Regions from separate parts of the Mus musculus genome. Here all the other regions are linked to region 2. The links are chromatin loops, found by intact Hi-C in ENCODE. Cell type or tissue: gastrocnemius. All regions are shown on one strand. Region 1 overlaps Galnt10 (polypeptide N-acetylgalactosaminyltransferase 10). Region 2 has its middle 28 kb from the start of Galnt10. Region 3 overlaps Galnt10 (polypeptide N-acetylgalactosaminyltransferase 10).

Region 1 (8,000 bases), 110 kb after region 2:
CTGGGCAAGCAGGAGTGTGTCATCCCAGCACCTGACACTCATTTCCGAGGCTCTGCCCTGGTTGTAGCCGGCAGTCAGCCACCTGCGGTTCCAGAGCACAAGGAAAGGGGTTTGAATTGGCATGAAGCCAGGAGGAGGTCAAAGTCTTAGTCCAAAAAGAGAGTAAAATGCCACAATTATGTGTTATATGGACTGCATGTCGAAATGCTAATGTTTTCGAAGAAGGTGGGTTAGGTTCAATGAAATGTATCGGGGCTCCAGAGATGGCTTAGTGGTTAAGAGGGTGCCCTGGTCTTATAGAGGACCTACCTTCAGGACTAGCACCTGTGACTGGCAGCTCCCAACTGCTGGTAACTCCAGCTGCAGGGGCTCCAATGCCCTCTTCTGGCCTCTACAGCAATATCCCTACACACACACACACACACATCAAAATTAAATACATCCTTAAAAAATAAATACGTTACTCAAACTAACATCATGTATTTCTTGATTGTTCCTTTGGAGTGCTGAGGACCGAACCCAGGGCCTCATGAACGCTAAGCAAGCACTCCACCATTGAACTACACCCCTTAGCCTCTGCTTATTTTTATTTTCTTTTGGCCTGTGACATTGTCTCACTGTGTAGGCTATGTTGGCCTAGAGCTGGTGGTCTTCCTGCCTCTACCTCCCGAGTGTTTGGATTACAGGGGCTTACCGCCACGCCTCGTTTTCTTTCTTCAATGTGGAAAGCAGCTTGCTTTGCCTACCAGGGCTGTCTCAGTACCTTCCCGTTGGGCAGCAACACACTGGGCACTTTGTCCTGTGGATGAGTGTGCCCGTCTTTCCTTCCTCTCCTGGGTGGTGAGTTTCCAAGGGGTTGTACTGAGCTTCTGTGTCCCCCCTGGCCTCAGCCCATCTAGCAGGCACATGGCTGGCACTCAGGAAGATGCTGAGGGCTGGACAGGCAATAGTGTTCTCCTTAAGCAGTGTAGCCTCTGGACCATTGTTATTGCCAATATTCCCTTTTTCTTCTTTTTCATAGTTTCTTCTTTGTCTTAATTTTCTTCTTTTATTTCTGAAGGAATTACACAGTCGACAAAAAAAGACATTTTTCTTGGGAGCTGAACAAAGGCTGAAGGACTGGCATAACAAGGAGGCTATCAGGAGGGACGCACAGCGCGTAGGTATGGAGGGCGCGGCCGAGTGTGGGCATCGTGTAAGTGTGCCATGGGTGTATGCGCATGTGCTGAATGTGTTAGAGGTGTCTGGACCCCTTGTTCACTTCCTGCCTGCCACCGTCTTTCCTAATAACCGTACCTACCTTTCACCCATCTGACCTCAGCTGTCAGCACCAGATCCACTGACTTCACATTCGCCCTGCCACCTACATATCAGCACGTGACTGTGTCTCCATCCTAGCAAGTCCCATCCCAAAGGAAGGAGCAATGTTTCAAAACGACAGGGATTGATCTCAAAGCAAGTTCCACCCTCTTCAACCTGATCAGGCCTTTATGGCTGGCTGAATAAGAGGAAATCTGTACCCCAGAGAGATGCTGCCACCTGCCAGTCATCACGCAGGGTGAGAGTAAGGCCAACTTGAGACTCGAACCCAGAACTGGAAGGCAGAGGCAGTTCTTCACCAACTACTGATTCCTTTTGCTAATAGGGCTTTGTCGCCATTCATGTATGGCTGGCAGATGGGGGAAGGGCCTACACGAATATCTATACAGAGACTGTAGAGGTTTTTTCTCTGCAGAGTCCAGGCAAAGGTCGGGAGAGCAGCTGCAACCCCCCTCCCCCAAAGGCTGTGGGGTCGCCACTGAATTCCACCATTCCTGAGCCTCTGATGACCTCACACAGTCAGCTTGTTCCAAGGGTGTGGAGGGAGAAGATGGCTATAATGTTGCTTTGCTTGAGTGGAAAGTGGATACAGTAGCAAGAGGGATTGAAATGGTGTGTGGTGATCTGGGTTAAAGGTGTCCCTTCTAAATTATTCATGACAGAACCAACTCACCACAAAGCTCTAAAGAGAGCAGGTGTAATAACTGAGCTGATGCCCACAGCATCCCCAGCCCTGACACATGGCGCTCTGTGTGCCAGGAATGCTAAGTGAAGCTAGAAGGGTCCTCCTTTAAATTAAGAAAGGAAACATCTGCAAAGACACAGCTGGCCAGACAGTTGTGCCTGAATTATTAGAATATCCTTATAGGACTGCCTGGCAAGGGAAGAAAGAACAGCAGAGAGATTAAGACAAGCAAAAGGCTGTGTGATTTCTTGTTTGTTTGAAATAAAATTATGCATAAGTATTAAAGAGTAAATATTTTTAAGTAATTTATGAAGTTGCCTAATTATTTTAAAAAAACAGAAAAGAAAAAGAAAAACAGGAAAAAGTGATTTAATAAAACCAAGGAGTGCTAAGTACACACTGGGTCTTCCACACCAAGAGGCCTCCTCCAATCACAGACCTTGTCTGTTGAGAAGACAGAAGCCGCAACATGGCCAGGATGCTGCCCTGAGGTCCAGCTGGCTGGCCTTTGCCCCATCTCCTCTGCTCGGCATTTGGGGCTGACTATGGCTGTGCAGGTCTCCTGGAGCCTTGTTCTGAGCAGAGGTCAGACCTCTTTCCACCTCCTGCACCTGAGCAGCCTCAGCGACCTTGATTTTTGCAACACTCAGAGAGTGGTTGGCTCTAAGCAGCCGCTGGAGTGGCTGACTGTTAGACACAGTCCTACAGACCCCCGAGATGCTTCTCCCAGGGTTGTGTCCACCCTCAGTCTCCAGAAGCTCATGGGATTCCCCCAGAGAACATGCTGTCGGAGCATTAGAGACCCTTCTCAGCCGGATGGCACAGAGAGTGCCAACCCTTTGTCCACTGAATCTGGGACTTACAACAGAACTTTCCAAGCAGACCTGGCGTAGTAGATATGGTTACTCTTAAGTTATCTTTCTTAAGTTATCTCTCAAGTTTAGAGAGAAATCAAATCGTCTTTTATCATCATGGCATTTTTAAAAATTACTCATTATTTATTTACAGCTGGACTGAGGATCCAGCCCCAACCCAGTACCTCATAGGTGCTAGGCAAACACTCTGCCACTAAGCTACATCCCAGCCCTTGTTTATGGCATTTTTGATTAACACAGAACATTTGCCTCACTTAGGTGATGATAATCAGATCGACTCAGGTTTATCTGGCGATTGACAACTCACAGAAAGTTATCGCTGTGTAGCCTCTCGTTTGACTGCCCTAGACATGCTTGCTGCTGGTACCAGAGAAGACAATTCTAGCTGAGGGTTCCTCCGCTCAGAGAAAGCAGACCTGCCTCCTGTCTGGGAGAAGTGAGCAGGCAGGGGGATCTAGCTCTGGAGGGAGTGCAGGGAGCATGGGCTTCGGCCCTCAAACTTGGTTCTGTAACCTTTTATGAGTCTCAGTATACCTTCAGAGTGACAGTTCTCAAGTCCACTCTACAGGGTTGCTATGGGGACTCCAGGGAAAAGATCAGTGGAGTACAGAACAGGACCCTGGCCACATGAGTGCTGGCACCCCTCCCCCTCGTCTCACTTCCACTGCACAATTTGGGGAAAATGTTTAGGTGAAGTTCATATTGATTGTTGGGGAGCTAGAGAGATGGCTCTGCAGGTAAGAGCATTTGCTGCTCTTACAAATATAATAAGTTTGGTCCCAGAAGCCATGTCAGGCAGTTTACAGCTGCCTTACAGTTTCAGCTCCAGGGGACATAAGGCCCCCTTCTGGCCTCCACAGGCACCTGCACTCATATCTGCACATACCCACACACAGAGATATGCACACACACACACACAACATTTTTGTAAAAATTAAATTTATTTTCATTTTATATGTGCAAGTATTTTGCCTGTGTGTATGTATGGGTACTGCGTGTGTGCCTGGTACCTGAGGAGGTCAGAAGAGGGCATGGGATCCCCTAGAACCGGAGTTATGGGTTGCCGTAAACTGCAGTATGGGTGCTGGCACCTAAACCCGGATCCTCTGGGAGAAAGTGTCCTTTACTGCTGACCCATTCTCCAGCCCCCACATGATTTTTAAAAGTAGAAGAAAATGTATTCTTTTAAATCTTGGTTATCTGGGTTTTTTAAGACGTGCTTAGGTTAGTAGAACTCACTCTGGGTGTGTCTGTGAGGGAGACAAGCAGATCTTTGGAGCACTGACCTGATGAAGATGAGCTACTAGAAGACATGGGTTGGAGAGAAAGGCAACAAGATGAACTCCTTGTCAAGGGAAGAGAGATTTATTACTGTCAAGGGAAGAGATTTATTACTGTCGAAGATGGTCTGGGGAGGGCCTGAAGAGAAAGTCTTCAGTCTCAACAGACAAAGCATGGTGTCCATCCTTAAAGGTTTCTTTGCACAGCCTTTAAGGAGGCTTAGTTAATATATAATATAGTCTAGTAGCCGTCCATAGTGCTTGCCTGTCGTCAGGTCGTCTCTCCAGTGTCCAGGTAGCAGAGGGAGGGAGAGGGCATGGCTTCTTGTGAGAGCAGTGAGTGGTCTGTCCACTTTCCAAAGAAGCCCTTGGAAGAGAGAGATGTTTCTGGAAGGTGTGGCTGGATATTTTGAAGCCCCCCAGAACACCATCAGCAGGGTTTGGGACCCAGCAGTGATGAAACTGATACAACGACAGTTTGGGAGAAGACAAAAGTAAGGGGCAGGGCCTCTGTGCAGAAAGTAGAGCGTATCCTTGGGACTGAATATCACTCTGACCTCTTCCTATACTCCCTCTTTCTGCTTCCTGCACCCCCTGCTGGTAGCAGCCTCTTCCACACACTCCTGCCATCTCCCACGGAGTACTGCTTCGGAAGCACAGAGCCATGTGACAATGGACAGAACTCTCTGGAATAAAACTCTGGCTCCATTAAGTTGCTTTTCTCAGGTCCTTGGTCACAATAATGCAGATGTAATTAGTGTGACCCATGACTAGGCATAAGATTTTTTTTTTAACTTTTTAGATGTTTTTATTTTATACATATGAGTGTTTTGCCTGCATGTAAGTCTGTGTAGCACATGGTGTGCAATGCCTATAGAAGCCATAAGAGGGCATCTGAGCTTGAGTTACAGGTGGTTGTGAGCCACCATGTGAGTGCTAGGACCCAAGTCTGAGTTTCTCTGCAAGAGCAGCCAGTGCGCCAACCACTGAGCCATCTATCTCTCCAGCCCCAGGTGTAAGGCTTTCTCTGAGGTCCTGTCATTCTTCTCCCCCCTCCCCCCCCCCCCAGTCTCAACCCCTGTAGATGTCAGGTAAACCAGCAACACTGAATTTGCTCTCTGCCTCTAGGATATGGAGAACAGGGGAAGCCTTACCCCATGACCGATGCCGAGAGAGTGGACCAGGCGTACCGGGAAAATGGATTTAACATCTACGTCAGTGATAAAATCTCCCTGAATCGCTCTCTCCCCGATATCCGGCACCCAAAGTGAGTGTCACGTCTCTCATCTTCTGCTGTCTAACTAAGGATTTTGCCCATTGCTCTGGGTTGCACGAGTTCATTAAAACAAGCATTCACCTGAGGTGCTGCCAGCCGGCTGCCAGGTGGAACAGAGCCCCTGCAGAGGCTTGAGCAGTCAGACCCTCTGCAGCATGGAGCTGGAGTGTCTGGGGATGGTGCACCAGGGTGATCCTTCCCTCAGAACAGGAACCAGCAATTCTCCAAGTGTCTGCAGAACACTGCCATCGGTTCACCTGGGCATTTGTCACACTTGCGAGAGTGGGTGAGGGCCATGTGTGCCACAACACATGTGGAGGTCAGAGGACAGCCTCTGGTGTAGGTCTTTGCCTTCTGCTTTGTTCAAGACAGGGTCTGATTGTTATTCACCATGTATACAACAGGCTAGCTGCTGCCGGCTCCCAGGAGTTCTCCCCTCCTCCCATCTCACTGGTGGAGTGCTGGGATGACAGGTGGTCCACACCCGTGTCTAGCTTTTCTGTAGATTCTAGGAATTCAAACCCAGGTCGTCTGGCTTGCTCAGCAGTCACTTCCCCCACTGGGCTCTCTCCAGCTCACTCCTGTGCCTCCATGCAGATTAACTGTCCTGAAGCACTGGAGGCCATCAGCCAGCAGTGTCCTCAGAAGCCCTGAAAGGTGACTCTGATGCAGACAGAGGGTAGAATAGGAAACCACACAGGCAGGAAGCCTCGCTTGGAAGACAGGCTGTCCCCCCGGGACCAGACCCTTTGCATCAAACTCTTACACGGAGGAGACAGACGAGGAACCCAGGGTGCTTGCCTGTTGGACTTACTGTTTCATGATGTAGAATCTTCTGCTGACATACAAGAGTGTTGTTCAGCCACGCTGATATTTCCAGCTTCAGATCAGTGAGCTGACAATGTGTGTTACCAGACCAAGCCTGTGCCTGACACCAGGAGCACCTATGGTCGTAACTGTAAAAATCTTACTCCAGTGGTCCCAACCGCCCACCATCCTGAGCTCTTCGGAAGGAGCATAGCGACTCATCATCGACTCTCAATATTCTCCTGGTGTGGGCCTTCAACTATCTGTCCTCCTGCCTCAGCCTCCCGAATAGCAGGGATGACAGGCCTTTGTCATCAGGCCCAGCTCATGTAACTCACTAAGTGCTACCCTGACTTAAGGAGGAAATAGATTACATGAGGGATATTTTTATATGATTATAAAATAAGTAAATCCTCAACTGAATAGTCCAAAGTTAGAAACGGTGTCTGCCTGGTTTGCTTACTTCCTTTTTCTTTTTTTTTTAAATTTCGTGTGTGTGTGTGTGTGTGTGTGTGTGTGTGTGTGTGTGTGTGTGTGTGTGTGTGCATATGTCACAGCATGCCTATGAAGGTCAGAGGAGAGCTTACCAGAGTCAGTTTTCTCCTTCCACCTTGTAGGTTCCTGGGAGCAATCTCAGGCTCAATAGCGATCTCCTTATCTGCTGAGCCATCTCTACAGGTTTCCGTTCTTATTTTGTATATATTTTTTTCTTCCACATTAAACTTCCACATTTCCTGAAATGTGTCCACGGCTTGGGAGGAGGGGTCTGAGCTCAGGAGACTTCTGGCACCTCAGGTAGCAGCCTGACCACCCGACTAGCCTCCTGCTTACTAATGTTGAGTATGTCCTAACACCTGCTTTTTCCAGTCACCAAGTGTGGAAGCTGAGTTTCCAGAAGCAAATAGACAGCTAGCTACCTTGAAGACCTTCTCTCTCCCCAGAGGGGAGGTTTTCCTTCCGTATGTCTGTGGGAGCACATGAGTAAATTAGACCTGTGGTGTAGCACGCGCCTTTGGTTTCTTTTAGCTTAAACAACTTCTCAGGCAGGAGCCGGGGTTCCCCTTTTCCTTTCATGCCTTCAAGCTGACTTTTGGCAGCAGCACCCCAAGTGCAGGATAGAGGGGCTGTTTGCTTATACCAGTCGCCTCTATTCTCACCAGAAGCTGCCCTGGAGACACACCCACAGAGAACAGGAGCTAGGCACTTTGGCCCCAACTTGCTGGGCTAGCATGTGGGAGGTGGCCAGCTGGCTCTGAGCGGGCCTGCCCTCTGCACCTCCAGCCAAGTGAGCGTGAACAAGGGCTGGCTGGTGGGCTGGCCCACTTTCCCTACTTGCTGGGAAACCCAGCCGGGCTGCTTGGCAACCAAACACAGGGGCTCTTCAGGACCCACAGCGGGTGACATAAGGGAGTCTTGACTGCAGAAGTGAGTAGGTTCTGCAGGCTCCTCTGGGATCCATGCAGTTGGAGGGTCAGTTTGCCAGTGCAGAGCTAACCACAATGGGGAGGGATGTCAGCAGCCCGCAGCCACGACCTACTCCATCCCGATCATTGAACTTCAGGAAGGAGTAGATGCGAATGGAACCTTTCACCTACCACATCCCCACTCCCATGTCCCCTTCTTGGTTTCTCCTTTTGTGTTAACATGGATAATTTCTGATATACTCTGGATTTCCACAGAAGACTGTATGGATTAGTGTATTAGGCCAGGTTCTCCAGAGACTCTCTACAACTCCAGCAGGTTACAGAGTCCAAATG
Region 2 (8,000 bases):
CAGACTTTCCAGGAGCTCTGAGATAATTGCTGGGGGAGGCTGAAACTAAAGCCCTGGCAAGACCTTACTGGCCTCTACTAGGCTTTGGGGTAGCTTCCTATGAATGTTTTGGACTGGCTCTGTGATGAAGGCCAAGTGAACTGCCTATCTTTGGGTCTTAGGAATTAACTGAAGTTCTGCTTGGAGCCTGTTGAAGGTGTGTTGGAAGTTCTAGTGGGCAAGGCTAGAGGGATGTCCTTAGATTCTAGGCAGAAAGTCGGAACCTGGGGCACAGCACAGCCTTCATCTCTGTCTCCCACCTACACACACCACAGTCTGTCTCTCTGTCTCTGTCTGTCTATCTGTCTCTCTCTCTCTCTCTGGGTCTCTCTCTCTATCTCTCTCCCTCTCTCTGAGCTTCAGCTTCTTACCTGATTCTGTTGCTTGCTCTCTCAAATGCTCACCTCTGGGGTGTAGTTCCCTGACTGTGTGCCCACCTGTTATCACCTACACTGTAGGCAAAACCTTTCAGTGGTACTTCATTGAGAGCTGCAGGTCCAAGAAAGGCAGCAGAAATACACCTCAGCAAACTGCCTTTCATCCCATCTCCAGCCAGCTGCTTATACAGAGAATAGAACAAAACTCAGTCATTCCACACTTCTGCCCTGCTCCTTTGGTCAGGTAGTCAGCTTCGTCCATGTGACTCTGTCCCTCATTGTTGGTCTTTGTGCAGCTGTAAGCGTGGTTCGTGTTGGGCCACGGCAGTTCTGTATGCCTCCCAGCACCGCCTGGGCTGGGGGCAAACTGAGAACAAGCAAAGCATTAGTATGTGTGCTGAGCCATCCATACAGAAACTGCAGGTTCCACTCTGCAACATGTGTAACAGGTGTGCCCTTATAATGCAGAAATTTTTCCCCCTATTTGTCCTTGCCTGCGTAGAGAGCACTGGTCAAATACTGCAAGCTTCTATCCCTCCACAGCTAGGCCTGCTGATAGAACAGAAAGTGCTCCCCAAAGCGACTGCAGTCCCAACAGGAAGTAGCTGTTTACAGCTCCTTACCCAGTGCAATGGGCTAGGCACTTATGCACACAACTCATGTAATATGTATGACAGTGCAATGAGATAGGAATCATTTCTGTTGTGCAAACGTGGACAGAAGGCCTTTAAAGGATCTAAACACTTGATCCAGACTCAGGGGCACAGGCCTTAAGTCTTAGCCCTTTTGAGAGAGAAGCAGGAGGACCAGGGCTCCAAGGTCATCCTCAGCCACATAGTAAGTTCAAGTCCAACCCAGGGTTACTTATTCTCAAAACAATGAAACCAAAAAAGGTCTAATCACTTGCTCCTGTCACACAGGATACAGGAAGTCACCACATGTCCCTGTACAGCTGGCATCTAATGTAAACATGCCCAGTTCTCCCACGTTCTCATATCTAGTCCCCGTTATGTGAGGACTGGTGGGAGCACTCTCTTGCTGGGACTGAAGCCTCTGCCGCATAGCAGTTAATCCCGCGCCTCATCGAACCTTGCCGCCGAGAGCATGGGCCAGCTTGAAACAGTTCCGGAGAATCTGTTACTCAGACTGTGACCAGAGGGACGAAAGATGCAGGGCTGTAAGAGAGGGTGCCTCACGGAGGCCTCGTGGCTGGTGCATCTGCTTTTGAAAAAAAAAAATGTGCTGGATCACACACTTACAGAGCTGCTTTGCTTTAACATGAGAAACTGACAGGAACGATTTAAGAGTGGCTGCTCTGAAACACCATTAGATAGTCCTCCTTTTCATTTCAACATTTATTATAGGAGAGAGAGAGAGAGAGTACCCCCATGCCCCAAAACCTATGTGGAAGTCAGAGGACAACTTTGGGGAATCTATCCTCTCTTTTGGCCATGTGGAAATTCTGGGTATTGAACTCAGGTCCTCGGGCTTGGCAGCAAGCTCCTTTATTCGCAGAGTCATCTCATTTCCCTCTCCCCGCCCCCTCAAGTAAAATAAGGACCACCTCATTCACATTCATTCAGATGAAGCCCCTCAGTTTCCATTCAGATTCCATCTCTACCCATCCCCCAGAAGCTTCCGCTGCAAATTTGATCATTGTCGCCTGGCTCATTCCGTGCCCGCCTCTCCACATACCCAGGAAGCTCACACAAACAAAATTGAACACTGATGTCGTAAGCAGAACCACACTGTACCCCCCACCCCCACCCCCATCCTGCTGACGGCTTCTTTCCTCTCACGAGCTGCCACTGAGGACACTTTAGAAGTTAAGAATCATGTCCTATTGGATCTCTGTGGTCCTGTGCGCCTTGTATTTTCTGTATGCTGAATAATTCAAAAGGAAGGAAGAACAGGAGGAGGAAGAAGAAGAGGAGGAGGAGGGGGAGGGGGAGGAGGAGGAGGGATAAGGATGGCGGAAGGAAGAAAGAAGGGAAGAAGAGGGGAGGAATGAAGAGAAGAGGAGAGGAAAGGGGAGAGGTGGAGACTAGTCAATGCCATCAATCTTGAGTCAAAACTTCCCGTGTGGGTCTCAACGTTTGGGATGGAATGTGTGAGACAAAGAAACCTACATAGCCTTGAGCTTCCTGTGTAGCTGATGCTAGCTCTGGAATTCCAGGCTTGAGCCACCAACTTGCTCTCACCGGTCGCTGTTTAAAGCTTGCGAGATAGACAGGGAGGCTGAACTCCTTCCTATGCACCGCGATCTCCGAAACTCTGAGAGCTGGGAGTCCCATTCCAGCCGCTTCCATGGAGGCTCTGCTGTGAGGAAACGCTCGCTGCTCATTAATCACCAGCCAACTGTAGCCTGTCAGCCTTTGGAGGATTCCCTGCCAGGCCCAACACTTGTCTTCCCTCCTTTGCTTCTTCAGCTTCTACGATGTGTCTATCAACCATCGGTGTCCCCGGCTCTGTCTCGGCCTCCTAAATGTCCACCTGGAGCACCTCTGATTGCTCACCCTGCCTCTGCCTTCCCGTGGGCTCCTGTACCTGCCTGCCTGCTTTCTTGTTCTCTTCCCTGGGCATGCTACAGCATAGCGCCAAGGTTGAGGCTGGGCTCTAGATCTCTCCTGATTCCTGCTTGCCTCCATTTTAAGGATGCTTTTTATGGTGGCTTCAAGTACAGGAAGCTGCTGGAGGTGTTTGGGAGGCAACCTCCAAAGAGCACCTGCTCTCCCCAGCATTCCTCACTTTCCCCACCCCCCAATCCTACCACGCACTGTGGGGTGGGTCTTTTATTCCTTAGAACATTACAAAAACAGTGACTGAGACACTGAGTAAGGTTGGGGATATAGGGATGGGTCAGACAGCTCTGCTGGAGTTCAGGTATTCTATTCGGGAGAGGCAAACAGAAGCCTACAACTACTCAAATTTATGGTAAGCCACCCTCTGACAAATAGCCCCACTCCCACCCTGTGCTCTAATTATAATGTCTCCATGCACCTTCCATATAGTTTTCTATTTTAAAACATAATTACATTGTATTTATTATTTATCTTACACATACACATATATATAGTATGTGAATGTGTGTGTGTGTGTGTGTGTGTGTGTGTGTGTGTGTGTGTGTGTGTGTGTGCATGTGATTCATCCAAGCCATCCCATGTATGCGGAGGTCAAAGGACAACTTTTAGGAGTTGGTTTTCTCCCCCATGAGGTTTCCGGAGGTCAAATTGAGGTTGTTAGGGTTAATGGCAAGCACTGTTGCCTGTGAGTCATCTTGCCTGCCCTCACACATTTTATCCTATTTCACATATAAGGAAGCTGAAGAAAAGTGTGGATGCGCTACCTGCTCACAGGTACACAGCTTGTGAGAGTCAAGGCCAAGATCTGATCACTGTGTGGCTATTGGGAGAGCCGGGGAAGGACGGCATTCTTCCTGTTCATGAATAGATATTTTGTTGGTGGTGGTTTTGTTTTTTTAAGTCACAGATAAGTCTCACACATCCCAGGAAGTTTTTGATCTCTCAATGCTACCTAGGATAACCTTGAACTCCTACTCCTCCTGCCTCCACTTCCTAAACCCCAGGATTGCAGGCATGCACAATAATATTCAGTTTACTCTTGCTGGGGACAGAATCTAGAACCTCATGCCTGCCAGGCAAGCCCTCTACCAACGGAGCTATTTCTCCAGACTTCAGACTCTTACTCCCAATTTGACCTGAGAGTAAAACCAAACCGTCAGAAATGAACCGGTGGGGTTTTGGGGGGGGGGAACGACACAGGGGTAGGGAGATGAGGAAGCGGCTCCTCCAGCTAAGATGGCCGAGTGGGGGATTGAGTACCACAGGCTTCTAAAAGAAACACCTCCCCTACCCATCAAGGTGACTAAGGCAGGCTGGGCCGGGTGCTCACTCAGTCCCAGTGTGCAGTGAATGAAGTGTGTGGTCGGCAAACGACCAATGTGCTGCCTGAAATAAGTGACTCAATTATAAAGACAGCAGGTGGCGCCCCGTGTTTCCCACACCAGCCAGCAGGTTTAGGTTCCAAGTCCATATTCCCCAGTCCCACAGCCCTGAGGTTTCTGGTCAATCTGCATATTCACCTCGTTTCTCCACTGCTTCAGAAACTCCTGTTACTATTTTTTTTTCTTTCAGATCTTGCTGTTTCAATTAGTAGCTGGGTTTGATCTAGATGCTTTTCCTCATGTTAAATCCCTTTTGATAAAACAGTCCCCAGAGAACCGGTCTTTGAAACCTCTTTATGAGATCTGGAGTGCAGGAAAACGCCGAGGATAATTACCCACAAGCAGACACTTCTCAGAACCCATTTGCGGTCTTAACAGCGTCCTGTCCTGCCTGACCTGCCTTGTCAGTGATCCTCATGCAGGCTCCACCTCCCTGCTCCTTGTCCTGGACAGCTGCCTGGGGGAAGTCCTTCTCCCAGACACTTTTGTTGCGCTGGAAATTCTGCCTGGGGGGCCTTTGGCTATGAGATGACTCTTGGATGCTTCTAGAACACACGGTGGCTCTCGAGTTTCAGTGTCTCATTGGACCCCTTAGATTAGTGTGATCAGGACATGTGACTTCCACTCTATTGACACCTGCTCGGTTGCCACTAATGTCAATCAGAGAAGTATTTATCTCAGATGTCCATCATATGATACAAGTTGTCAACCACCCTGAGAAGAGCCTCTGGCGGGTGACCGCCATGTCTCCCTGGGCTTTCTGAGCAGGCATGCTCACACTTCCTCTGGTTTGCTGTAGTGTGTTGCTGTTGTCCTGATTCTTGTTTGGGGTAAGTGGGGGTGGACTGACACGGGGTCTCCTGTAGCCTAGATTATTTTTGTTGCCTTTGTTACCCTAGCCTTACTCATCTCCTAGACCCTTCATATCCACCCTCTGCCCTTGCAACCTCCCCCACAAAAGAAAACAACCCACAAAATAAAAATAAATAAAACAAAACATAACAGCCTCTCATCATGGAAGTTGTAGTGTGTCACAGTGTGCTCCACAGTAAACTCTTTCATCCACACTTCTTGCAAATGTTTAATGCAATGAGTCACTGGTCTGGTTCAAGGCTCTGGCTTCTGTTATACCATCAATACTGGATCCTCACCTGGTCTCCTTCCAGATATCATGTTGTTGTCCTGTGTCATAGAGATCCTGCAGTTTTGGGTCAGCAGAACCGGCCCTTTCATGTGCTCTAACAGCTCATAGGTAGATGTTTGGGTGGACCTACTCAGAGCCCTGGATATCTGGGCCTGGGTGGTAGCTGAATTGGTCAGCTCACCTGCTCTCCCAGACACACACCACCAGGGCCAGCTGTCCAGCACTGACCTGGCTAGATTAACCAATGCTGTAGCCGGCAAGGGGCAGGGTCAGCTCTCCTGCTCACCTGCATCCATGCCACCAGGGCCAGCTCTACAGTGCTGCCCAGGCCCGGTGGGTAAGGGGTCACTTATAGAAGCAGGAATGACTCAAAAGGAGCTATCTCTGAAATGCTCACCCAGACTCACAAAAGCTGGGACCCTGGAGCTCCTTGTACCACCAGGAAGCATCTCCCTGGGTCCAAGAACGTCCTTTCAGCAGCTTAGATGGTCAGAGTCTTCTTGTCTGGTGGCTGTCTACTGCTTCCCGTGACTCTGAGGAAGGGCTCGTGAATCTTAGCAGTTTCAGCTTTCCTAAACTTGTGAAGTTTGTTTACCTCCTAATCGTAGTAAGCCTCCTCCTCCTCTTCCTCCTCTTCCTCCTCTTCCTCCTCTTCTTCACCTTCCTCCTCTTCTTCCTCTTCCTTGGAGGGATGTTTCATTTTGGAGGAAACTGATCTCTAAAACTACTCAGCCTTTCTCCCTTTCTTTCCTTCAGATCTCCACTCTGTTCATGAGGATTGTCCTTCACTAACTACCAGCCTGTGTGACTCTAGAGTGTTGAAGTTTGGTCTGCTGCTATGTATTCTACTGCTAAATACTGCCCCCCCCCCAGGTCTGGTTGCCCCCCAAAGGACAAGGAAATCCTCAGGTATACTAAATGATGCTATGTAACCTTGCTCCTTAATATGAAACTATTGGTTAAATAAAGATGCCTACAGCCTAAAGCTGGGCAGAAGAGAGGTAGGCATTGTTTCGGTTCCTTGGGTAGGCTTGGGGTCTGAGGCAGGACCACAAGAAAAAGAGAGAGGAGAATTAAAATAGGAAGATGCTATCGGGTAAGGGATCATGAGAACTGGCCATGAGGGTTGGCCAGTCGGAGCAAGAGCAGCCCAGGCAGAACACAGCAAGTCATATTTGGGAGTTATTTATAGGGAAGAAGACAAATTAGACATAGAGGGTTGATATCTTCCCAGCTCTAGTGCTGATTAAGGCTAATTATATATATAAAAGTTTTGTGTCTGTTATCTGGGAACCAACTGATCAAAGGTGGGGTAGAAATCACCAACTGATAGTAAATATTTACTACAACACTAGAAAGCCTGTCTGATCTATCCATGTGAGCAGATGACACAGGCCTAACCAATGAGAGTGTTCCAGTCCCATCCCCTCATGATTGATTCTGAAATGGTCACCTGAGACTGACCAGAATCCAAAGACATCTGCCAGAACTGTGGAAGAGCTGTTCGTTCCCTGGGAGTGGCTAAGCTGTCCACACATGAGCCTGGGTTTTCTGAGGTTTACCAGATGGACAGAACCTGCTAGGAAAGAAAGCTGGCTATTTGCTACTTTCGTTGTTACTATGACCAAATACCTGATTCAGTGGTTTGAATATGCTTAGCTCAGGGAGTGGTACTATTAAGAGGTGTGGCCTTGTTGGAGGAAGTGTGTCACTGTGAGAGTGGGCTTTGAGATCCTACTCCTAGTTACCCGAGGTTGCCAATCTTCTCCTAGTTGCCTTTGGAACAAGATGTAAAACTCTCAGCTCCTTCTCCAGTGCCACACCTTCCTGCATGCTGCCATGCTTCCCACCCTGATAATAATGGACTAAACCCCTGAACCTATAAGCCAGCCCTAATTAAATATTGTCCTTTATAAGAGTTGTCTTGGTCATGGTGTCTCTTCACAGCAATGGAAACCCTAACTAAGACACCTGATAAGAAGTAATTTAGGGATAGAAGGGGTTGGTGTGGCTTGCAGTTTGAGGGTACAGTTCTTTATGGCTGAGGAGTCATGGTGGCAGAAGCCTGAGGCAGCTGGTCTCATAGTAACTGAAGTCAGGAAGCCGAGAGAGATGGCTACTGGTGCTCATCTCTCTTTCTCCTTTTTATTAAGGCCAGGACAGAACCCCAGGGAGTAGTGCACCCCCTCACACTCAAGGCAGGTCTTCCCTCCTCAGTTAAACCTCTCTGGAATCACCTTAATAGACATGCCCAGAGATGTGTTTCCATGGTGATGCTAAATCCAGTCAAGTTGACAGTGAAGATTAACCATCGCGTGACATAGAGAAAAGAAAGAGAAGCTGAGAGGTGGCAGAAACAAACCCTGGTGACATTCACAGAAGGTGGCACCCAGAGCTAGCCCCTTGGCTGCAGACTTCTAGTCACCCTAGTCCAGTTACATTTGGGTTTTTGACTTTTTATTATTATTTTTGTTTC
Region 3 (8,000 bases), 160 kb after region 2:
AGCCAGGTCCAGTCACTCAGTCTGCTGTCGGTCACTCTGCAGGGCTGGCTCCTACAGCTCACCAGCAGCCTATGGGAACCTGTGGGAAGCTCCTCGAGGGTTTGTGACCTGACGGCTGCCCGTCTGTCCCAGGGCTAGCTGCAGTCCTGGCCCTCCTGGAGCCAGCAGGGTGGTGTGCTAGGGAGGAACTTATCTGCAGCGGGCCTCAGTTTCCCTGTGTGGAGCTTCATCGGCTGTAAAGGGAGCAAGGCCTGAAGGTGCAGTGTAACTAACTAAGGGCAGAGCAAGGTCACCCTGGTTGGGGCTTGGCCCTACCATGACTGCCAGTGTCCAGTGCAGCAACTCAGAATGCCAACCTGAGTCTCTGGCTTTCTGTCCCAAAAAGGGACAACCCCAGTTTTGGGACCCTACTCCTGAGGTTGAGAGATGTGTGTCAGAAGACATTGGTGATGGAGATCATGATAGTGAGGCTGTCTGCTTTACTTCATCCAAGGCAGAATTAAGGCAGGCTGCATCCAGAGAAGGATGTGCTGGGCCCTTCTGTTTCAGACAATGACTGCTCTCCTGGCTAAGAGGAGCATGAGACCCTTTCTCAAAACCAAGAGAAAGACCTGAGACCTCAGCCCTCAAGGCTAGGGAGTAAAAGTGGCTAGCCTGGTCACTGGGCCCAGGAGGAGTGAGTGGGACTGTCCTCCACACAGAGAAAGTGCTGACAGGCACAGACACCCGGGAGGATCTCAGCCGAGATGCATCTGTGCACATAATTATGTTTAGTTTAAGAGGAAAGCAGTGAAGGGAAGTGCAAGTCCTGCTGAGAGCCAAGAAGCCCCTTGGGGGTGTCAGGGCAGGGCCTGCAGGAAGGCAGGGAGCTAGCAGAGCTCAGGGTACAAGGAGTTCTCCAGACTGAGGGAAGAGCCGTAGAGAGAGAGACAAGGATAAGAGGTGGGAGACGAGAGGAGGAAGTCAGCCATGGGGACCGCTCTCAAGCTGATGACCTTATGCAAGATGCATCTTGCGTAGTCCAATGGACTCAGTAGTCAACAGCAGGTTCAGCCTGGAAGGTTTAGCAGGTTTATTCCCATTCTGAGTCAGCCCTCCGCATCTCCATCCAGGGCAGGAATCCATGGAGAGCATCCAGCCAGGTCCTCTGTGAGTTCAGGACATCCTGAGCTCTGGGAACACCTTGGCTGCCTCAAACCTTGCAGCAGAGCAAGGTCACCCTAGTTGCATCAGGCTGGTGGCCAGGCTGGTGTGGCCAGGGATAAAGGAGCTGGAGGTCCTGGCAAAAAAAAAAAGAAAAAAAGAAAAGAAAAAGAAGGCTTTGGATTTCATTTGCCCATTGCACAGTGGAAGGACAGCAGAGCTGGGTCAGCTTTAGCTAGTGCACATGTCACAGAAGATGGTCAAAACCAGGATACACAAGTTGTCTCCACCAGCTTGGCACCACCTCTCAGAAAGGCAGAGGGTGGCCTGGCATCAAGTAGGCATACCTGCCTGGCAAAGCATGCTTACCCATCAATCCCTGGCGACGGGAGAGTGGCGGTGATGGGAGGCTGGCAGCTGATCAATATCTCCTGCTTTAAAAATAAAGTTCTTGGCTTGGCCTTGACATTAATCTAGTGTCCAGATCTTGGCTTGGCCTTGACATTAATCTAGCATCCAGAGCCCATTATCTTGAGACCAGTGTTCTGTTCCATTGACCAGCCGGGGTTTTCCTTTCCCCACCATCAGAATAGAACTGCGCTGCCCAGACAGCACCCCTGCGTTCTGAAACAACTCCCACCCTGGGAAATGGCACAAAGGACATCCTACATCTATCCTGGCAGGAGATAGAAAGACCCTCTCACCCTTTGAGAGCCCTGAATGGATTAGGATGTGAAGCCCAGCCCCTCAGTGGGGCCCCAGCAAGGGTGCTGTACAGAACTGGAGTCATCCCGTGCTAGTCTCTCAATCCACAGGAGACAGAATGTGAAAACACGGTGGATGGCGTCCCAGAAACAGCTGGGACCCTCCACACCCAAAGCCACTGTGGCCTCCATTCTGGACTGTAGTATCTGCCCAGGACCACACCCACCACGCCCCATGAGCAGAGCCAACTTTGTAAAGTTGAATGGGATTAAGATATCCTGTCTAGTCATGCCCCGACGAGAGCCCCCCCCCCCCGCCTTCCCTTCCCTCACAGCCCACTGGGTGCCAGGCCTTCGACGTCCGTGACCCAGCGTCTGTGCCTGCCCCTGTGCACACTTGGCCGTTCTCTGCACCTTGCAGTATTTTTCTGCACCATTCTGAGTTCAGGACCTGTGAAGCCCATGCAGGCTGCATGCTGGCATCTGAGGGCATGGGGACATTAGGTCACCTTTGTCCTCTCTTCTCACCCTACAGGTGTGGATGTGTGGGGGCCGCATGGAGGACATCCCCTGCTCCAGAGTGGGCCACATCTACAGGAAGTATGTGCCCTACAAGGTCCCTGCCGGAGTCAGCCTGGCCCGGGTAAGTTAGTGGCTTTCCAGGGGATTGGGGACAGCCTCTGGCAGCATGGAGGCCTCCTGGGTCCCCAGGCTGAGTGGTTGGTAGACAATTTCCAAATGAAATCCAACCAGAAGGAACTTAGGTGAAGCCCTGCCTGGCCACATGGAGACTCTGACGGCGTCCTCTGAGGCTGGGTTTGGAGCTTCGACAAATTAAACTCAATCCTTTCTGATACTTTCAGCACCAAAAAAAGACAGGAAACTGATGTGTTGGTGGAGTGAACTGGTCATTTCACAGGAGGGTTACTTGTGGTGGAGCTAGTGGAGGTACAAAGCTTGACCGGGGTAATTTAAAGAAACATGACAAGCAGACATAGTGGTGGTCTTTTATGTTGATAACCTTGGTGGGAGGCAGGAGGGGGGTGGTAAATAAATAGTTATCTTCTTCACCCTCCCCCCAAAACATGTAAAACTGTGATTGACCTGAAAACCATATCAGGGGTTGAAGTTGGCTGCTGACTTCAAGGGATAATCATTAGCAAGATTAGGGAGTATGGGGTTCGTTTACTGGGGAAATAAAATTTATTGGAAATAAATTAAATAAAGGGAACCTCAAAACTAAGGGACGCTTCTGAAAAGACACGGTGATGTTTGAGATACTAGAGAGGCCAGAGTGCAGCCACACACCCCAAAAATAACCTTGGGGGACCCTCTGGCCTGAGTTCCCAGCGGTTCCCCCTCAGAGAGCCATTTTCATTCATTTTTCTCAACTTCAAATACTGCTGAGCCGGAACATGGCCTAGAAGGCAGGGCAGCAGAGCCCTCTAGTGGTGAATGACTCTAATGACAGCCTCCAGGCCTGCTGCTCTGTGGACAGCCCCTTAACAGGGGAGCTGGGTTCCAGATAAGACATCTTCCCAGATGCCTTTGTCCCTCCCTGAGGAATTCCAAACAGGAAAACAACCAGTCTTTTCATAAGCTAGAGACTGCTACTCTTAGAGGCTACCAGGAGCGTGGGGACAGTGACCCCCGAGCAGGGCCCCACTCCCCAACTGCATCCTTTCCCAAGCCAGAGAAGACTGCAGAGCCACCACACAAGCCTGCCTTTCAGCAGGCGCCCTGCAGAGCAGGGACACAGTGAACTCCCTTCTGCCAGGGTTCTAGCCTCTGCTTCCTGGATGGAAATGAAATGCATCAAATAGCTCAAACTCCAGCTCAGCCCAGTTCAAGGCTGACAAGCGCCTGCATCTGTTGCCGTGACGCCCACACAGGGGTTGGTGGCTGCGTCCCTGTTAGCAGCTGGGGCTGGATAGGGTGCCTCCGTGTCTCAGCTGAATCCCGTTCAGGTATTCAACATCTTTGGCCATCTGTCTGTCCTCAGTCAGATGCTGTGTTTGATGTGAGCTAGCCCCCCCCCCCCGCCCCCGTGGTACATCCCACCTATTCCCTATAAGGCCAGCTATTGCCTGTATGGCTGTACACAAGGTGCTTGTACCCACCGTGGCTACAGCTCACTGCCACCCTTTCTTTAATTGCGGGTCACGTGCAACATGTTTGCTCTCCCCAGCGTTCTGGAATCAGAGACAAAGGGAGCAGGGAGTTCAAAACCAACTCAGGCTTCACAATCGAGACCCTGTCTCGGAAGACAGAAATAAGTCGGCTTACTGTTTTGGCAACAAAGTTCACAGGCTTCTAGAACACTTGCTTCCTAATGACAAGTAGGGCCCTGAGAGAGCCAGCATGCTCTCTTTGAGTGGCACATCTGCCTCTAGAATAAACAGTGCAGTCTTTTACTGCACAAGCCTGTCACTGTCACTGAAAGGCAGCCCTGCAGCAGGCGGAGGGGCCAGGCCTTGACATGCAGGCCAGCGGAGATTTCCCTGTGTTCTAGATTGTTCCTGATGTGTAGGGCACTGAGACCTCCCACTTCCACCAGGCCCAGCATTTGCGGTGGAGGCACCCAGTGAGAGGAACTCTCTTTCCAGTGGTATCGGTGGCAGCAAGGAAGCTTGGCTGTCTCTGGGGATCTACCACAGGATTCTTTCCCATGCATGGTCTCCCTGGTGTCACCGTGCCTCCCTAAGCTCCAGAGAAGGTGACTTTCTGCTTGGCTCATGAGCTAAGAACAGTTTTCACAGTTTTAAGCAATTGGAGGGGAATCTGTGACAACTTGAAAATCAAATGGCGGTTGACATCATAAAGTTTTATTGGCGCCCGGCCCTGCTCCCTCATTTACATAGGGCCCTGTCTGTTTTACAGCCCTGTGCCTTGAGACCATCTGGTCTCCAGAACGCAGATCCCCACCAGAAAACACTAAAACATTTGTCCAGCCACCTCGCCCCGCCCCGCCCCGCCATGCAGTCTGCTCCTAAAGCAGACCTTTACAGACAGGTGCGACTGGTTACACTGCAGAGGGAAACTCAGCTTAACCTCGAGATAGAAGTCGAGCCCACCCAATTACCTGGGTGTCCTGAGGGAGCGGGGAAGCGGGGAAGCGGGTCCAGGCCATTGGAAGAGGCCTGGGTTTGAAGGAAGAGGTTTCCAAGCAGGGGCTTTTGCTGGACCCCATAGACTTGTGCTCTTCGCTCTGAATGGAGTCTGCACAAGATCTCAACCCTCCTGTCTCCACATCACTTTGCCCAGGGCTACCTCCCTCTAAGGAAGGCCACATCCAGTTGCCATTGGTTGATGTTTTACAGTTGGCTGTCCTGAGGCCTCATAGTAAAACTCTCAAACCTCTAAGGATTGTTAGAGATCCCACCTTCTGGTGGGATTGGACCTTCTGAGTGCAAATTATTCTTGTCATGGAATCCCATCGGAACTGTTGTTAAAAATGACAGAAACCGGGCTGGAGAGATGGCTCAGGGGTTAAGAGCCTTGACTGCTCCTCCAGAGATCCTGAGTTCAATTCCCAGCAACCACATGGTGGCTCACAACCATCTGTAATGGGATCCAATTGCCTCTTCTGGTGTGTCTGAAGATAGCTATAGTGTATTCATATACATAAAACAAATAATAATTTATTTTTTTAAATGTCCCACTCAAATTGGCTTTGAAGAGCAGGAGAGCTGGCTTAAGAGTATTCAGGGTACAGGTATGGGGTTCTGAGTTTGGATCCCAGCACCCACATATGAAGCCAGACCACAGACACCTGTAACCACCACCGATCCAGGGAAAGACACGGGATAACTGGGATTTGCTGGTTGCTATCCTAGCTCCAGGCTCGGTGAAAAACCCTGTCTCAAAAAATAAGGTGCAGGGGCTGACAAAATGGCTCTGGGCTAGCCTGTGCTCCTCAGCAAGCTTGACCCTTGCACCCATCTCTCATTCCAGAACCTGAAGCGAGTGGCAGAGGTATGGATGGATGAATACGCAGAATACATCTACCAGCGCAGGCCGGAGTACCGCCACCTCTCAGCTGGAGATGTCGTGGCCCAGAAAAAGCTCCGAGTCTCCCTCAACTGTAAGAGCTTCAAGTGGTTTATGACCAAAATTGCCTGGGACCTGCCCAAGTTCTACCCACCCGTGGAACCTCCGGCTGCGGCATGGGGGGAGGTGAGTGTGAATGGAGGGGCTGGACCCTCACTGCAGGAACGTGCCCAGGAATGCCTAAACGTCACAGTCCTTTCTTCCCTTTCTCTCTTGGACCCTGTCCTGGTGGCGTTGATTTTGTGCCGTTGTGCTACTAAATGTTCTGAGTGGCTACGCTGGGTCAGCATCCATTTTTTCCTTTTGACTATGAGACACTGCTGGATTTGGTTTGGTGTCTAATGTCCTTTGGCTTGTGATGCCAGGGACAGGAGCGCAGGACCTTTCACGTTCTAAGCCGTGCTCTTGGGTGAGCCATGCACACAGCCTATGGTCCCCATTGGAAATGCAGACTAAGAGCACACAGAACAGGTTCAGGGCAACTGAGGAAGGGCCCCCATCTCCACCTCACCCTCCTGCGAGCTTCTCACCGGAACCTTTGAAGCCTGCTGTTGCTACCTGGCCTCTGGGTGATGTGTGCGTCCTAAGCAAATGTGCAGCCTAGAACTCCAACCCAACCCCCAGCCTTCATGGCTGATGTGTGGGCCAGGGCCATTTTTGTTCTTTGGAGTGGGTTGGGGAGAACCCACACTTTCTTGTGCCATTCTCTAACCAGAAAGGATAATTCTACGTGGACAGCAAAGATCTTGCATCCCTTTTGAATCGCTTCCTGGACAGATACTGTCCCTGGACAGACCTGTCCCCTTCAAGCCCTTGGAATTGGGGTCAAATGGATCCTGGATCTGTTGGATAGAGTGCTCTCAGTGTGAGGCCAGAGAAGGACCTTGCCCTACAGGGTTCTCCTTTCTCCCGGAGGACCTCCCAGCAGCCTGGGGCAAGCTCCTCACGGGCAGTTCGAAGTTCAGCCTGGCTGGGGTTTCTGCCGTAGTCTCCCCAGCATCCGGCAGGGCCCAGTGGACACCTCGAGGAGTCTCAGTGGCTGGTCCCTTTCCTCCCTCAGATTCGCAATGTGGGCACAGGACTGTGCACAGACACGAAGCTTGGCACACTGGGCTCCCCACTGAGGCTCGAGACCTGCATCCGGGGCCGAGGCGAGGCTGCTTGGAACAGTATGCAGGTAAGGGCCACTTAAAGGGGCTCTCGGTCCCAGGTCAGTTGTCAGCCAGGAGATGAGTCTCAGAACTCCCAGAGCACCAGGGAAAGGGGGGTGGGATTCCTGCACGTGACACCACCTGGACGGATACACTCCCGCCCTCATGCCTAGGACCAATAGACAACTTTGGCTCATTTCACTAATAAGGGGTGCATGTGTGTGTGTGTGTGTGTGTGTGTGTGTGTGTGTGTGTGTATGTGTGTATACGCGAGTGTGCGTGCATGTATCTGCTCTGGTTTCTGTTATTAAACTCAGTGCCATGTACTGAGTACTTTATAAAGAATGAAAGTTTATACTTGAAGTTCTCATGGTTCTGCAGATACAAGAGTGTGACTTCTGGCCAGGTCTATCAGGGATCTTTCTGCGGGATAATGACTCATAGAAGGCACCGCCTCAGAACGCAGGCAGCATGTGCTGCCTGCCCCGTGTCTGTCTTACTCTGCTTATAAAGTCCTCGGGCTGGCCGGTGAGATGACCCAGCCAGTAAAGGTACTTGCTGCCTTACAGGGCTAAAAAAAAAAAAAAAAAAAAAAGTTCAATCCCCAGAACTCAGGGCAGCAGATGAGAACCAGATCCCCAAAGTTGCCCCTGACCAACACATTCATGCTGTGGCACATGGTGAAACACACACACACACACACACACACACACACACACACACACAGAGGGAGAGGGAGAAGGAGAGAGAGAAAAAGAATACTTTTTTAAAAAAATAAATAAATAATAAAAATATTTTTTGTAATCAAGGTCTCACTATGTAGCCCTGGCTGTCATGGAACTTGCTACGTAGACCAGGTTGGCCTTGAACTCACAAAGATCCTCTTACCTTGGCCTCCTGGATTCTAGAAATAAAGGCGTGCACCACACCCAGCCTATACAAATAAATTTAA

Evidence for each region. Peaks named below come from ENCODE experiments on the same cell type or tissue, not always from the same donor. Only the 100,000 strongest peaks of a DNase experiment are listed, where the experiment ranks them.
Region 1: a loop joins it to region 2, with 2.0 times the contacts of the local background. A loop is called at or near these places in 8 of 42 quality-filtered maps.
Region 3: it touches region 2 in a loop (11-fold over the local background); 19 of 42 quality-filtered maps call a loop at or near these places.

The regions. Positions count from the first base shown.
Region 1 is chr11:57,720,235-57,728,234 of GRCm38, forward strand. It overlaps Galnt10 (polypeptide N-acetylgalactosaminyltransferase 10), which reads left to right. Exons shown (of 12, transcript NM_134189.2): 2 at 1,061-1,163; 3 at 5,289-5,427. Among named protein-coding and RNA genes, the nearest start is that of Gm24582, 17 kb to the right of the region's middle. In gastrocnemius, CTCF peaks have their summits at 3,739 (motif pointing left) and 4,772 (motif pointing left); a DNase peak (open chromatin) is centred at 7,536; H3K27ac peaks cover 1,078 bases.
Region 2 is chr11:57,613,344-57,621,343 of GRCm38, forward strand. No RefSeq gene overlaps it. Among named protein-coding and RNA genes, the nearest start is that of Galnt10, 28 kb to the right of the region's middle. In gastrocnemius, a CTCF peak has its summit at 4,418 (motif pointing right); DNase peaks (open chromatin) are centred at 4,393 and 4,841; H3K4me3 peaks cover 532 bases; H3K27ac peaks cover 595 bases.
Region 3 is chr11:57,775,249-57,783,248 of GRCm38, forward strand. It overlaps Galnt10 (polypeptide N-acetylgalactosaminyltransferase 10), which reads left to right. Exons shown (of 12, transcript NM_134189.2): 8 at 2,383-2,490; 9 at 5,802-6,023; 10 at 6,958-7,074. Among named protein-coding and RNA genes, the nearest start is that of 2010001A14Rik, 22 kb to the right of the region's middle. In gastrocnemius, a CTCF peak has its summit at 3,307 (motif pointing left); DNase peaks (open chromatin) are centred at 1,500 and 3,307; H3K27ac peaks cover 466 bases.